Linked DNA regions of Homo sapiens: region 1 is linked to region 2. A link is an interaction called in ENCODE POLR2A ChIA-PET data of the cell type or tissue named here. Cell type or tissue: MCF 10A. All regions are shown on one strand. Links, peaks and the distances in the headings refer to the core of each region. The heading gives the core; the rest is flanking DNA.

The links. ChIA-PET counts read pairs that join two places held together with the same protein. Peaks named below come from ENCODE experiments on the same cell type or tissue, not always from the same donor. Only the 100,000 strongest peaks of a DNase experiment are listed, where the experiment ranks them.
Region 1: POLR2A ChIA-PET joins it to region 2 with 5 read pairs; 6 of 35 experiments call an interaction of 5 or more read pairs at or near these places.

The regions. Positions count from the first base shown.
Region 1 is chr1:214,412,819-214,420,455 of GRCh38, forward strand. It overlaps PTPN14 (protein tyrosine phosphatase non-receptor type 14), which reads right to left. Exons shown (of 19, transcript NM_005401.5): 4 at 1,811-1,908. It overlaps LOC124904508 (a long non-coding RNA gene), which reads left to right and starts at 4,340. Exons shown (of 3, transcript XR_007066875.1): 1 at 4,340-4,428; 2 at 4,887-6,161; 3 at 6,536-7,154. RefSeq lists an enhancer at 6,733-7,295. In MCF 10A, for the core only: no CTCF peak of the experiment used is centred there; DNase peaks (open chromatin) are centred at 3,793 and 5,733.
Region 2 is chr1:214,533,194-214,540,830 of GRCh38, forward strand. The region is part of intron 1 of PTPN14 (protein tyrosine phosphatase non-receptor type 14); the gene reads right to left. It also overlaps the pseudogene KRT18P12. Among named protein-coding and RNA genes, the nearest start is that of PTPN14, 15 kb to the right of the region's middle. In MCF 10A, for the core only: no CTCF peak of the experiment used is centred there; a DNase peak (open chromatin) is centred at 4,198.

The DNA.
Region 1 (7,637 bases), core at 1,090-6,089, 120 kb before region 2:
TGATTGAGTAGTGAGAGGAAAGAGTACATGCAGTAAACAAAGCTTTTTATTTATTTATTTACTTTTTTAGAGACAGGGTCTTGCTTTGTCATCTGGGCTGGGGTGTAGTGAATTGATCATAGCCCACTGCAGCCTCAAACTCCTGGACTCAGGCGATCCTCCCACCTCAGTCTCCTGAGTAGCTGGGACTATAGGTGCACAACACCATACTGGGCTAATTTTTTATTTTTACTTTTTTCGTAGAGACAGAGTCTCGTTTTGTTGCCCAGGGTGGTCTCAAACTCCTGGTTTCAAGTAATCCTCTTGCCTTGGCCTCCCAAAGTGCTGGGATTATAGGCATAAGCCACCACACCCAGCCCAACGAAAGCTTTTTAAAAGAAGAAAGACCCAATTTGACAATGAGGGACATATTGATCTTCTCCATTATTTCAACAATGCTACCTCTGATTTCTCTATCATAACTGGCCATTGTTTCTTCCCCTCCAGTCTTTAAGCAGACAGAGGTGATACATCAGATTTTGCCTGTTTCCATCCACAGAATTACAACAGAAGCTAACTGTATAGAAATTACACTTCTAACAGAAATTGTTAAGTTGTTAATACTTCAGAATGAAAGAGGTCAGGAGAAGGGCTGCCTCTTCAGACACTTAAATCTGAGATGATTCAATTCAGCCCAGTGTTTGGGATGGGAAGTCAGTTCACACCTTCTAAAACAACAGTCCATGCAGGAAGAACCCAGCTGCTGGCTGGCTCACACTTGCAGATAAGCTGGTTTTCAAGAAAATGACTAAAAGGAAAAGTTTCTTTTCAAAAACTATATTACCATCTTCTTGCTTTTTTAAAAAAATGTTTTTAATTTTTACTTTTTGAGACAGAGTCTAGCTTTGTCACCCAGGCTGGAGTGTGGTGGTGTGACCTCAGCTCACTGTAACCTCCACCTCCCACGTTCAAGCGATTCTCGTGCTCCAGCCTCCTGAGTAGCTGGAATTACAGGCGTGTGCCACCATGCTTGGCTAATTCTTGTATTTTTATTAGAGACAAGGTTTTACCATGTTGGCCAGGCTGGTCTCGAACTCCTGACTTCCAGTGATTCACCTGCCTCGACCTCCCAAAGTGCTGGGATTACAGGCATGAGCCACCGCGCTGGCCTATCTTGCTTTCAATATGGCCTATCTTGCTTTCAGTATAACTGAAGGCAGTTAAGCCACCACTCAATAAACCATAATGTATAAAATATACATATAAAGTCCCACACATAACAATTTAGAGAAGGCAAAAAACAGCTATGTAATATAAACCTTTATAGGATGGATTGAAAGATAAATTCAGTCCAATACACATTTGTTGTTTCATGTTACAATCATGGATTTTAAATCTACCTCTTTAATTGCATTAGAATGCATTATACTATAATGTTTAAAGCTATCACACTCAAAGAAGTTGTGATAGTAACACCTTTGCAGCATCAAGCTACAGAATATGACCACATTGTGCCTTGGAATAATTCTGAGAAAATGTTCCACAAACCCTGAAATGTAGCCTTAATTAAAGGCAGAATAAAAGCTGCTATTTCCTCATATAAAACTGTAATTATACAAGCATGAGCAGTTTGCAAACAGCTTTGAGAAATCTACCACCCAGCCACCAAAAATCACTAACTTTGCATTTTTCACGTAAGATAACTTGAAATAAAAAGGGAGCATTACTAAGGGATCATTTAAGTAAATCTAACTTCTCACTCTGAGAGGCCAGCAACACCATGATCAAACAGAAAATGGAATTTCACATGCTGCTCATAACTATGTCTTACCTTGCACAGCTAGGCCGGCTAGCCGAATCACCTGGTCCAATGTACATCGTAATCGCCCTTCAAGCACATCTTTTTTGACTTGCAGGTAATACTGATATCTGTTCATGGGAATAGAGGAACAAACAACCTTAAAAACACATACTTGGAATATATTCCCACAACACAGATGCCTCTAGATGTAAAACCTTGTGTACACAGCAGGACATGCCTGTGATGCTGATAAAGGTCATTTCTATAAAAGATGGAAAGTGACCTCTGCCTGTGTTTATCTTTGTTTGATGTAGCAGGTGCCACATCCTGTTCATTCTGAGCTTGAGAGGATTCTCATCACATCACTTATTTGTAGGCCAGCGGGATAAACCACTGATAAGGACCAGGTCCTCATAACAGAATCCGAGAATGAAAATACTTTTGCACACCTGGAGACCCACGACAACACGACTGCCAAAGCTACACTCAACAGTGTGCGTTCCTGAATGCATTCTAGAAACACATCACCTTTCAAACTCAAAAGTTCGGTAAGGCAGATCACAAACAGGCCAAATAATTTGTAATTCCACTAAAAAATCAAATACAGTTTTCACCTTACACATCTGTGAATCAGAAAAATCTAATCTGATGCAACTTTCGAAACTGAAGTAAATTCTCAAACCAGCAAAGTACAGATGGACAGAATCGTGCCCAAACACATCAAGTCTCAGACTAGACAAGTGCCCTCAGGAGCTAATACAGTGTACTGTTTCCCTACCAATAAAATAGCCCTCTTAGAATTACCTAAAACATTTAGAAAACTTCTCACTCAAGACGTTTATTTCCCAGGACTCCACTTCCTTTGCCCATACTCTCAACACATAGTCACAACGACAACAATCACATTTCTCTAGCATTAATTCCTGGTAAATGCTAACAATCCTTTTGCTCCTGGTAACTGTAACTCTGTATTTTAACTTCACTTTGGCATCTCAATCAAGGGAACCCATAAGTGAACCAAAGCCCAACTTTCCTGGAGAGAGGCAATCGGCGCTGAGAGCTAATTACTGCTGGCTCTACCATGTTGATGTCACAGGCATCATTACACATCAGTCAATCCAATGCCTGTTTGAGGGAAGGAACTGGGCTCCGTGCATGCTCCAGTAGAGTCCTTCTTCTCTCCTCTTGGGTGTACTAAACAGGATAAAGACAGCCATACCACTCTTTGGTGGGAAAAACCTATACTCAAATCAGAAGGGCAAACACTGGGAGTTACTTAAAAATCCTTTTTAGTCAAACCTAATATGGGCTAGAAAAAATCACGAAGCAAAACAAAAAGCAAAATCTCAAGGTAGAAAAGAATGGTAAATTTCACTGATTCCTACTAATTATAAAATGTTTGAATCTCATCTACATGCCATTCATTCCTTCTCATCTTTCTGGAGTGGTTTTGACTTATTTGCTGCTCTCCAAGCCAGAAAGACAAACAGATATTTTAACCCATAGCTATCATTCATGCACTTTCTATGGGTGTAAGTCTGCTAGATGCTGAGTAGTATCTTGGAGAGTGCTAAAACAGTCTCCACCTTACAAGGATGCACATATCTTTTTGATCGCTGTGATCATGTTTTTGTCTAGTGTACTATCTAAGGATTCAGTGATTAAGAACCAAGGAGTAAAACATCTGAAAAGGTGTTAACCTGGCATCATCTGCCAGAGGTAGAGCTTTGTTACCTGTTACCTTGGAGATGAAAATGATCAGCTAAGATTATTTATTAGAGAATACCTTTGGGAGTTGACCAGTAACCAATTAATCTGCCACCAAAACAACAGCTCTAGTTCTTAAAAATCTGCTGCTTCCAACTTTCATCTACAGCTACCATTTGTATAATGTGTCAGCAAGTTCTATTACAGATCCATTCTATCCTAGGAAACAGTGACTCACAATCCACTAGCAAGGAACACCAGGAACATTCCTAATCATGTAGGTTGGGTGTAGGATTTTGCTGGAATATAAAAATAAGGAGCTGAAGCAAGCAGGGCTCTCTCCTGGAAGCCATCCAAACTAGGAGAGAATCTAAACAGCAGCAATGATAGGGTGCTATTACCACGAGATTGTGGGTACTACTGTGTAAGACTGCAGAAACGAGAATGAAATTCAAACCACTTTGAAAATTGTTTGGCTGGTACAATTTTGCACAAAAGGCAGTTTTATAAAATATTATAATTCTATCGAATATGATGACTAAATTTGACAACAGGAGTTGAAATTCTATTTCTAGAATGCCTGCTCTTTGCTTATTTCTCATTAGCGATTCAATTATAACAGTAGTAAAATATAACAGTGAATTCTATTTTGGAAGCATGCAATTTCATGGAAGTATACTCCACCCTGTCATAGCTTTGGGTGGAGGGGAAAAGGAAAAAAAAAAACAACAATTTTCATGCCAGGAAAGTAAGCATTTGCCAACTTTCCAAAGAGATCCTCTTTGAAAATCCAAGCTCACAAGGAAAACTTTTTAATATTTTTCATATTCAAAGACCTGGAAATAGTCCATCTGACTCTTGAGGCCCAATGAATGGTTTTAGGTTAGGATTCTGCTCTGCCTCTAAGAATTGGTGAACATAATTTTGCTTCTCGAATGAAGGTAAAATTTTGTATTTTCAAATTTTTAAATTTTGTTTTTAAAGATTAACTTTTTATTAAATACAGATTTGTCGGGGTGAAATAAAAAAGGCGTCCTAATAATCAGTGTTATCTATTGGGAACTAACATGCTATGACCTAGTCTCTGGGGGCCTCATCTATCTAGAATCTCCTCATCCGATGGTAAGAAAATAAGTGACTTATCCAAGTCACTTCCTCCCATAGGAGTTTGAAAAATCAAGTTTGAAAAAATGCCCTGTTGGGTCAAATCAACAGAGCCTTCAGTACTTTTGACAGAGTATCAAAGGATCCCTTCAAAATTATAGCCCATAACAATATCTTCAACATTTAGAGATGAATTGCTAAGATCTTCATGCTCTCTTTTAAATTCATGTATGAGGAATTTATCTCAGCACGTCTGCAACTGTGTTTTACTTGCAATTCTGTTCATGCTTCTCAGAGTGAGCAGGTCCGTGTGGTGTTCTGAAAGCATGGGCTGTATTACCACAGAACTACAAATAAGGCACCAGGAACTCAGAGGCCGGGTACGTGTTGCTTTTAAAATATTTCACCCACCCCTCCCCACAAGTGAAATCTTCATTCCAAGTCCAGTTCAGCAGACGTGCCCAAAACAGGAGAGAGCCATGTAAAACGGTTAAAGCCTTGGCATCTGATTTTGGTCATACTACCACCCTAGGATGCAACATGCTCAGCGTAAGTCACAGGATGGTGAAGACAGGAGGAGCAGGGCCCTTGCCACGGTTCCAAATGTCTGCTGCCTTCCCAACAGGGTCATGCCTGCCTACCTCATTACTCCTGGGACTAGCTTTGGGGCCAGTGAAATGGGAATGGAAGCAGGAAGTGATTGTTGCTCCCAAGCAAAAGTGTCCAGAGCCAGTGACCGGTTCTCCACCTCTGCTTCCCTTTGCTCTGAGGCCTGCAGTGAGCAGGGAGGGCAGGCTGCTCAGTGAGCCTGAGCCCTGGGCAAAGACAGCTGGGAACAGAGCCTCAGACGACCCACAGTGGATCTGTCAGGTGGGCAGCAAATAAACCTTTGTTTGTGAAAGCCACAGAAGCTTGGGGGCCATACATCACTGCAGCATGATGGAGCCTAAGCTATTTAATAAGGGAAGGATTTTTAAATTCCCAGTCCAATCCTTTCATTTCTTAGAGAAGGCAACTGTGTTGAGGGAGGAGAATGACTTGTCCAAGGTAATACTGCTTCCTTAAAGACATGGCCACAACCAGATCTGGGCATGAACAACCACAGGGATGAAGGCAGGATCTGATCCCTGCCCATTCTGGGCAAACCACCAATTTCACTGAAGTCTAAAAATAAAAGTGAAAATAAAACACCACTACCCGGTGATTTTTATGATGCTTCTAAAGAAGGGCTTCAATCACCAAGCTTTTCTCCACCCCTACTTAGACAGTCTGAGCTACAGCATATGAGGCAAATGTTGAAATGAGAAACTTTTCCATAAAAATCCTATTACAGGACATGTTTCATATTGTGGCCAATGGTTATTCAGATCTGTTTTTTCTCCTGGCAGCAGCCTCTGAGATATTTCACTTTTCTGCCCCAGAGATAGAAGGAAGGGAAAGAAGACTGAGTTATACATTTTAACTACATGTTAATTTTCGAAGAAGGATGGAGGGATAGAAGTAAAATCTACAGACCAGAGTTTCTGATTGTAGGCTCCCATCTGGAAGGAGTGGCTATGTCCAACAGCAGGTACAAACTGGGCCCTTATGTGTATATATTTCTAAATGCAGATTTTTAAAAAGTAAAATGCAATTCATCGTCAGTATCACACACAGGCGTTTACTTGTTTGCACTGAGCAGCTTCTATATTATCGATCATAAAAAATGTTATCCAAATTTAATAGCACATATCAACTATTCATTACTCCTTCTCCCCCTACTCTCAAGGAGGTCTGAGTAAGAAAGAAAACTTTCTTTCCTAATTTGAAAAACAGGTTAGTGAAAGCACTCTGTAAGCTGTAACTACCAACCTGCAGAATCATTATCATCACACACGGCTCCTGGTCTGCTCTTCCCTCCTCTAGAGTTCAAATTTAGTTAAACCAACTTATCTCTCCCCATAGGCACGGTCAGTAGGGATGTGACAATTTGGAGAGAGGGGCCATCCTTAAATTCCTCACTTTTTGAAGCCTTTCCATAAAACTACTGGAGTGGAGGACCAGACCAGGACCCGGAAAGACAAATTGTCCTGTCACTGTTATGAAGAGCAGGGTAAGACTTAAAATGTGCTTTCCTCACTAGAAAACTTTCTTCATAACTAGCAATATCAGAGGAATCTTGCTAGAATGTACTGGAACCCAGTTCTCCCAAGTGCAGCATGTACCAAAGTGCCAGACAGCATTGGTTTCTGGCTGATGTTATATTCTGCAAATGGAAACGTTTCTCTACTATAAAAGACAAAAAAAAGAGGGAAAAGAGACAAGTAGTCCTAGAGTCCTGGGGTACAGGAGAGCAAAGGGGAATAATTTAAAATCTTAGATTGACAGAGATACCCATAGGAAGGAACCAACACATTCCATCCATTCCAGCGGGTGTTCACAGCTGTAAATCCAGATAAAGGACAGGGTGGCCCATGCTGTTCTCTGTCTGCCAGGACCAGATAAATACTATGTATGCAGGCATGCAACCAGATAAACCTGAATGCCTCCCTCCCTCCATCCCTCTATCCTCAAAACTCTTGAGAAGAATTTCAGTTTATGACTATTAAAGTCTAATAATGCGTTTGGTACCTGACCCATGCACTATCTAAAAGCTTTTACATTTAATGACTGTTCAAGTTGACAGTCAATTAAAAGTCTGCACTGTCTAACAAACTACAAAGCGAATACTCCTGCAACTATGCAAAACTGAAATAACCCCATAGGGAGGGGGAAAACACAAACAAACAAAAGGAAAAGCTACAACTAAAACTCTAGCAAAGATACCCTTAAAAGGGAAAGTTTTTCTTCTAGGCTTTTTCATACTATAAGCTAATACATGTACATGCATGAGAAGAAAAGCATGTGCATATACCCAAACACAGACAAGATTTTCTTGGCAAACGTTCAAGTCTAGAAGTTTTCAACATTCATTGATCAATAAATACCCTATTTTGCCAGAGACACCCAACTTCTTAATAAGATTCCTTCAGTTTCAATGAGCCAAAGGATTGCAATTATTTCCTAA
Region 2 (7,637 bases), core at 1,194-6,193:
GAGATCCTGCTGCACCTGGCGTCAGGGCTGGCCCAGACCCAGGAAGAGGCGCAACACCAAGCCCAGGAGTGCGAGGCCCTGCTGAACATCAAGGCCAAGCTGGAGGCTAGGGTCACCACCTACCGCTGCCTGCTGGAAGACGGTGAGGACTTCAATCTTCAATCTTGGTGATGGACAGCAGCAACTCCACGCAAACCATTCAAAAGACCACCACCTGCCGCAAAGTGAGTGGCAAAGTGGTGTCTCAGTCCAACGACACTAAAGTTCTGAGACATTAAGCCAGCAGAAGCAGGGTACCCTTTGGGGAGCAGGAGGCCAATAAAAAGTTCAGCGGTTTAAATAAAAAAAAAAAAAAAGGCTGGGTGCGGTGGCTCACGCCTGTAATCCCAGCACTTTGGGAGGCCGAGGCGGGCAGATCACGAGGTCAGGAAATCAAGACCATCCTGGCTAACACGGTGAAACCCCATCTCTACTAAAAATACAAAAACAAAAAATTAGCCGGGCGTGGTGGCGGGCGCCTGTAGTCCCAAATAATCTGGAGACTGAGGCGGGAGAATGGCGTGAACCCGGGAGGCGGAGCTTGCAGTGAGCCGAGATTGTCCCACTGCACTCCAGCCTGGGCGACAGAGTGAGACTCCGTCTCAAAAAACAAAAAAAAAAAAAAGAGAGAGAAAAAGAAAAAAAAAAGTAGTATACTGAGAAAAATATGGGGCCAAGAAAACAAGGAGGATGAAAATGAGTTGTGTTTTTGTATTTTTTAATGACTTTCAAAACAAGGTAAGAAAATTATAAGTGGCTCTTGTTTTACTCAATGTAATAGATCAATAACAATAGAATTAGTTCTAAATATTTTTTAAATACCATCATTCGTAATTACAAAAATTAAATGGTAAGCAATTATGAAATCAACAAAATGAAAATTTCAAAACCCAGCACTAGCAGGATGTGAGGAAAGTTGTAAACTTAAAGATTGATGATGCTGCTATAAGCTGATAGTTTTTCCAGGGAGCAATCTGGCCATATGTAACAAGATCTACAAGCAATTCTTGCCTCTAACCCACAGAACCTACCTTGGAAACTAAACCCTAATGAAGAACTCTCCAAGTAAAATAAATGTAATTTGTTCATCTATGTTTATAGTGATACTTTTTGTAATAGTTAAAATTGGGGAAAATCTGAGTATCAAGCCACAAGAGAATGGTTAAATAACCAATCGTGGTATAATAAAAGACGTTATTGGCCGGGCGCGGTGGCTCAAGCCTGTAATCCCAGCACTTTGGGAGGCCGAGGCGGGCGGATCACGAGGTCAGGAGATCGAGACCATCCTGGCTAACACGGTGAAACCCCGTCTCTACTAAAAATACAAAAAACTAGCCGGGCATGGTGGTGGGTGCCTGTGGTCCCAGCTACTTGGGTGGCTGAGGCAGGAGAATGGCGTGAATGTGGGAGGCGGAGCTTGCAGTGAGCCAAGACCGCGCCACTGCACTCCAGCCTGGGCAACAAAGCAAGACTCCTTCTCAATAAATAAATAAATAAATAAATAAATAAAAGACGGAATTATTGATCCCGAATCTTTGCTCCCTTCCTATAAGATATCCCATCCAGTTCCCTGTGACTTGCCTGGGAATCATGTGGGATGAGTGGAAGTCCTCAACCCAGTGAGTCTTGGCTTGGTCATGTGATATACTTTGGCCAATGGGATGTGAAGAGACAACCTATTCACCATCCCCTCGCACAACAGCTTTCAATGACGTTACATGCTTCTCATTACACTACCACTCTTTGATGACAATAACTTCTCATCAAAACATGACAAGTTATATAGTAGCGGATATAGCAAACATATATTTGAAAAAAGGTCATGAAAAAGTAAATAAAAAATAGGTAGACACAAAAGATATCGATATAAGGCAAGCCAATGAGTACCAGAAATTAATTGAAAATGATATAATCATTTATAATTATTTTTGTCAATGAAGTATCTGTTTATACTTCATCTGCACCTACATCTATATCGCCACATCTTTTCATTCTCATTTAGATGCTACCTCTTTATAAATATATTTTTCAACAATTCTGTACATACCATATTCATAACAGAAATATTTCTATCCAACACGCTTTGTCTGCTTCAATGACATAAAGATTAGTGAACACTTATGGCAAAAGTAAATCTAGTGCAAAGGTTATTATTCAACCTTTCACATGTACGATTTAGGGTTCAACAATTCTTTTGTCAGATTATAAAGAAGGCAACTGTAAAAAACAGACAAAAGCAAGAGTTAGAAGAAAGTGTTTGCTGGGCTGGGCATGGTGGCTCACACCTGTAATCCCAGAACTTTGGGAGGCTGAGGAGGGCAGATCACCTGATGTCAGAAATTGGAGACCAGCCTGGCCAATATAGTGAAACCCCATCTCTACTAAAAAATACAAAAATTAGCCGGGCCTGGTGGCGCATGCCGGTAATCCCAGCTACTTAGGAGGTTGAGGCAGGAGAATTGCTTGAACCTGGGAAGCGGAGGTTGCAGTGAGCCAAGATCATGCCATTGCACTCCAGTCTGGGCAACAGAGCAAGACTCCATCTCAAAAAAAAAAAAAAGGATTTGCTGAGATAATCCACTTCCTTGTCATCAAACATTGTGTGAAAGCAAGATCTCAAAGACCCTCACCTATATGAGGGTAAAGCTGTGTTACCACTGAATTTATCTTTATGACCTACATTAGAAATTCCATTGCATCTGTATGATTCAAGAATCACAAAAATGTTCACTATATCAATCTCACTCATAATTAATCCTAAAATAAATTCAACAGCAAAAAAAGTATTAATGTGAATCATTTTCACTATCATCTTCTATGCGATAGCAAGAAATGTAAAATGTGCATGCTTTCAATAATAACAACAACAAAAAAAGGCCAGGTACAGTAGCTCACACCTATAATCCCAGAATTTTGGAAGGCCAAGGCCGGGGTGGGGTGGGGGTGGGGGAGATAACTTGGGGCCAGGAGTTCGAGACCAGCCTGGGCAACATGATGAAACCCATAACTATGAAAAATAAAAAAATTTGGCACAGGATGTTGGCATACACCTATGGTCTTAGCTACTTAGGAGGCTGAGGTGGAAGGATTGCTTGAGCCCAGGAATTCAAGGTTGCAGTGAGCTATAATCACACCACTGCACTCCAGCCTGGGCAACAGAGCAAGACCTTGTCTTTAAAAAATTAATTAGTTTTTTAAAAAATATTAAGAGGATTTATAGTATATCAATTGTAAAGATACTACAAATATTAGTTATTAAGACTACAAGTTAGCTGGGCATGGTGGCTCACACCTATAATCCCAGCACTTTGGGAAGCTGAGGCGGGAGGATCACTTGAGCCCAAGAGTTCGAGACCAGCTTGCGTAACCTAGTGATACCCTGTCTCTACAAAAAAATAAAAAATTAGCTGGGCATGGTACCACATGCCTGTATTCCTAGCTACTCAGGAGGCTGAGGTAGGAAGATCTCAAGATCTTGTCTCAAAAAAATAAAAAAATACAGAAATTATGTATAGATTATGAAGGAGTATATAAAATTACAAGTATGAAATTATGTCTACACATGAACATTAACTATTAGGTTGATGTCAAAGTAATTGTGGGTTTTGCCATTACTTTTAATAGCAAAAACTGTGATTACTTTTGCGCCAACCTATAAAAAACATCAAAAAATTTTTAAATAGCTGGTCATAGGTTTGTGGCTAAGTTTATACCAATTTTTTAAACATGTTGGTACACTGAGAGAAAAAATGTCTAATATTTGTATTTACAAAATCTGTACTTGCTATGAAATATACCCACGTCTCTCAGTTACAAAAGAATCTGGTATGCTTCAAGTTTCTAAAAACAATTTATTTTAAATATCTTTCTAATTAGGACAACCTTGAGTTAGTAAACGAAGCACATCCAGTTTGATTTTTATCATTTCCTGATAACTTGAGCTCATTCCTGGAACATCAATGGTTTTTACTATATTCCCTAGTTTAAAGATGATACCTTTCACTGCTAGGGAAAATAATGGGTACCCCCGGTAGATACTAATGAGCAGAAGGGCTGCTGCAGATCAGGTCTAGGTAACGTTTTCCTTTTTGCCTTTGAGAAGTGGTGATGAAGAGTGGATACAAGCACAAGCTCTGGATTCATGCCCAGATTTGACACTAGGCTCCATCATTCACTAGTATTTGCATGCCATGATGTTACATAGTAAACCAGTATTTATTTACCAGCTGTAGGATCTTGTGCAAGTTACTTAGCCTTTCTAAGCCCGAGTTGTCTCATCTACAATAGGCCAAAGATAGTGCTTACTTCACAGGGTTGCCGTAAGGATCAAGAAAGATAATCCACTGGACAAAGCACTTGCACACGGTAAGTACTATACTAACTAAAGGCCAATTAATATCAGTCTCTCTCTGCTGGTCATCTAAGGTGTCATCAGGCTTACATTTTACCATCACCTATAACTACTTTTACTTTCTGTCTCTAACTACTTTTCCTTCAGTCCTCTTAGGCATCACTGAAGAACTAGGGCTCCTAAGAGTAGTTTGATAACCATCTATGACGGTGCTGTCCAAAAGAAATATAATGTGATCCATAAATGCAAGCCACCTATGTAATTGTTGATTCCCTTGTAGTCACATACAAAAGTAAATCAAGACAGGTGAAATTAATTTTGACAACAGATTTATCTCAATATACACAAAATATTATGTCAACATATAATAAATAAAAAATTATGAGATATTTTACTTTTTTTTGATAACAAGTCTTCAAGGTCCCATGTGTATTTGACACTGACAGCAATATCCCAACTCAGACTAGCCACATTTCAAATGCTAAACAGCCACATGGGGCTAAAGGCTACGTTATTAGTTGCTGATTCTTTTCAAGATTATGACCACAGAAAAACATCTCCACTTTCGAAAACATCAAAATGCATTTATTAAACAAGCTGGTGGATAGACAAAAGGAAAGAATGAATGGAAGGAGGAAGGAACACATGTACTTGACCTACACAGACTTCTGAGCCTAACGTGGTGGTTAAGAACTTGGGCTGTGGAATCAGAGAGAACGGGTTCACATGCCACTTACTCCACTTACTAGCTGTGAGAGCTGAGCAAATAACTTCTTTAATTCTCACATTTCTCAAGGATAAACTATAGATAAAAATAACATCTCCTTCATAATGTTGTTACAAGTTTAAAGGTTATAGCAGAAAGGGGGTTTCTATACATAAAGCTCTGCTGTATAAAAGGCCAAAGATAGGAGTGGGGAAAACCGATGAAGAGAATACTGAGCAAATTAGCTTGACATAAGTAAAGAGGCCATGGTGGAGAAAAGCTGTTCATATTATTTATATTCACAATGCCTGTTACGTGCCCAATTACACAAAACAATTTGAACAGAGGCAGCTATTAATAAAATAATTGCAATGGCATTTCTAAAGCTCTCAGTGGCTTACAACTCCCCAGCCTGCTTGCTTGCTTGCTTCTTGGCAGTATTCTAACTAAGTAAGTGGGGGAGACAGAGGGCAGAAGGCCAGAATTTGCAGAACAAAGATTTTTCCGTACTGTATATATTAATATTAACCACATTTTCTAGCCTCCATAAGCCAAATGGATATATCTGAATTTTTCTTTGAAGGATGAGATTCTCAGTGTCTCAAATTTAAACTGAACGTTACTCTTCAATGTACTATAAAGACATTAAACTAAATGCCTACTGCTCTTTAAACTTTTCTTGAAAATTGATTTTGTGAATAATTCCTGATATTTTGCTTTGAATTTGCTCTTGTTATGTGCTACAAAACACAAAAGTCTAGCTATTTAAAAAATTAAAGTTAGTTCTGGTCTGCTAATGATGACTTTAAATGTTTAATCATTTTAACGATCCAAGCCACTACATGGTCTAAATTAGATGTTGAGTTTCTTAAAGACCACAAACATGTCTTCTCTATCCAGGTAACTTCTAAACCAAGATTTCTCTGGTAGGTATTCCATTTACTATTAGTGCCCTTCCATATTACAGGTGTTCCATAACATAGATTTTTTTTAAAAGATTCTTACTAAAATGAATTTAGCTTTGAAACATTTTCATTTACTGCAAGACTTCTCAGAGCCTTTAATGTCAACACACACAGATTTCAAAGTACTGAGCTCAGTCACTATTATAGTTTTATCATCTACAAATGAGAAAAAAATGTAAACCAAGAACCAAACAATAAGGAGATAGCCTAATTGCCCCATGGAAATAGGTGGTCTTTGCACTTCTGGCCTGATGTGCTGCTCACTGTGCATTCTCTTTTATCATACCCAAAAAGATATTAATGTTGAATACATATACGGTAATTAATCTATCAGAATCCTCCAAACTAATTTATTCCAAAGGAATAATTTACTATTATTTGAGCTAATTTATTCCAAAGGAAGGAAGGGAAGAAGGAGGAGGGAGGAGTGAGAAAGGCAATAAAGAAGAGGGAGGAGGGAAGAGAGGAGGAGGGAGGAAAGCAGTTTGAATAACTACTAAATATTAGTGCATATTCACGGGCAAAGCTAAAATTCCTAAACACATTCATAAGGATGAAGGGGCACAAAGTACACACTCATACCTAACCTGGCACTCAGAAAACGTGCCTCATTTTAGGAACAACCAAACAGCTGCTCAGCAGAAGCACTGCACAAATCATCCTCCCCAGCCTTTATTTTTAGACACTTCTTAGGTAAAACAATAATTTTCTAAAGAATATAATTAAGACTGGTAGATGTCATTTCATTATTTTGGAGTTTTAATTTGTTTCACATCAGTCCCATTTTTCCCCTCATAAATCACATAATTATATAATATTCCATAAGAAATTCCTTACCTTTGAATAAAAGAATATATATGATCTTTTAAAAATGTACTGATTTAAAAAGCACAATCCACCCAGGATGTTAGTCATTATAACCCACGGATTTAAACACACAGGGAGTCTAAAAGTCAGCCCCATTTTTCAAATGATAAATTGAAGACTTGCTTATGTGTCAAAAAATGTGTACCTTCATCATTTAAAGCACATTTTACAAAATGTATAATGCAAAAGAATAGGCCTAATAGATCACAGTATTTCCTGGGCAGAAGGGAATGCTAATTGCCTCCTGGAGTCTTAAATGAAACCTAATTGCTGGCTTGAGCTGTCACCACTGACCCTAGAAACAGACTGGTGCACCCTTCATAAACCTAATACGGCATAATCCTCCTTTATTATGGTTATTACAGCTCTTCAGTGGGACACATCTGCCACAAAAATAAACTGCAGCTTCTCCTCTAAATGGAGGTGTCACTTCTCCACCCCAGAGCAAGCAGCGCTGATGGCAGAAATCACTCTGTACAAGTGGTACCACTTCACAGCCTAGAGCTACTTCCCAACTGGGACTCACACACGTCCACAGATACTACTACAGCAACCATGAAGCTACTCCATGGTGATGGGGGAAAAGAAAGGACGAGGAGCGTGAACAGCTATTTATTTATTTAAAAAAAAAATCCACCACCATAAAGCAAATGGGAAAAGCAGAAGAAGAGTATCTAATACAAATCATGGGTTAGAGCTAGGAAATCCA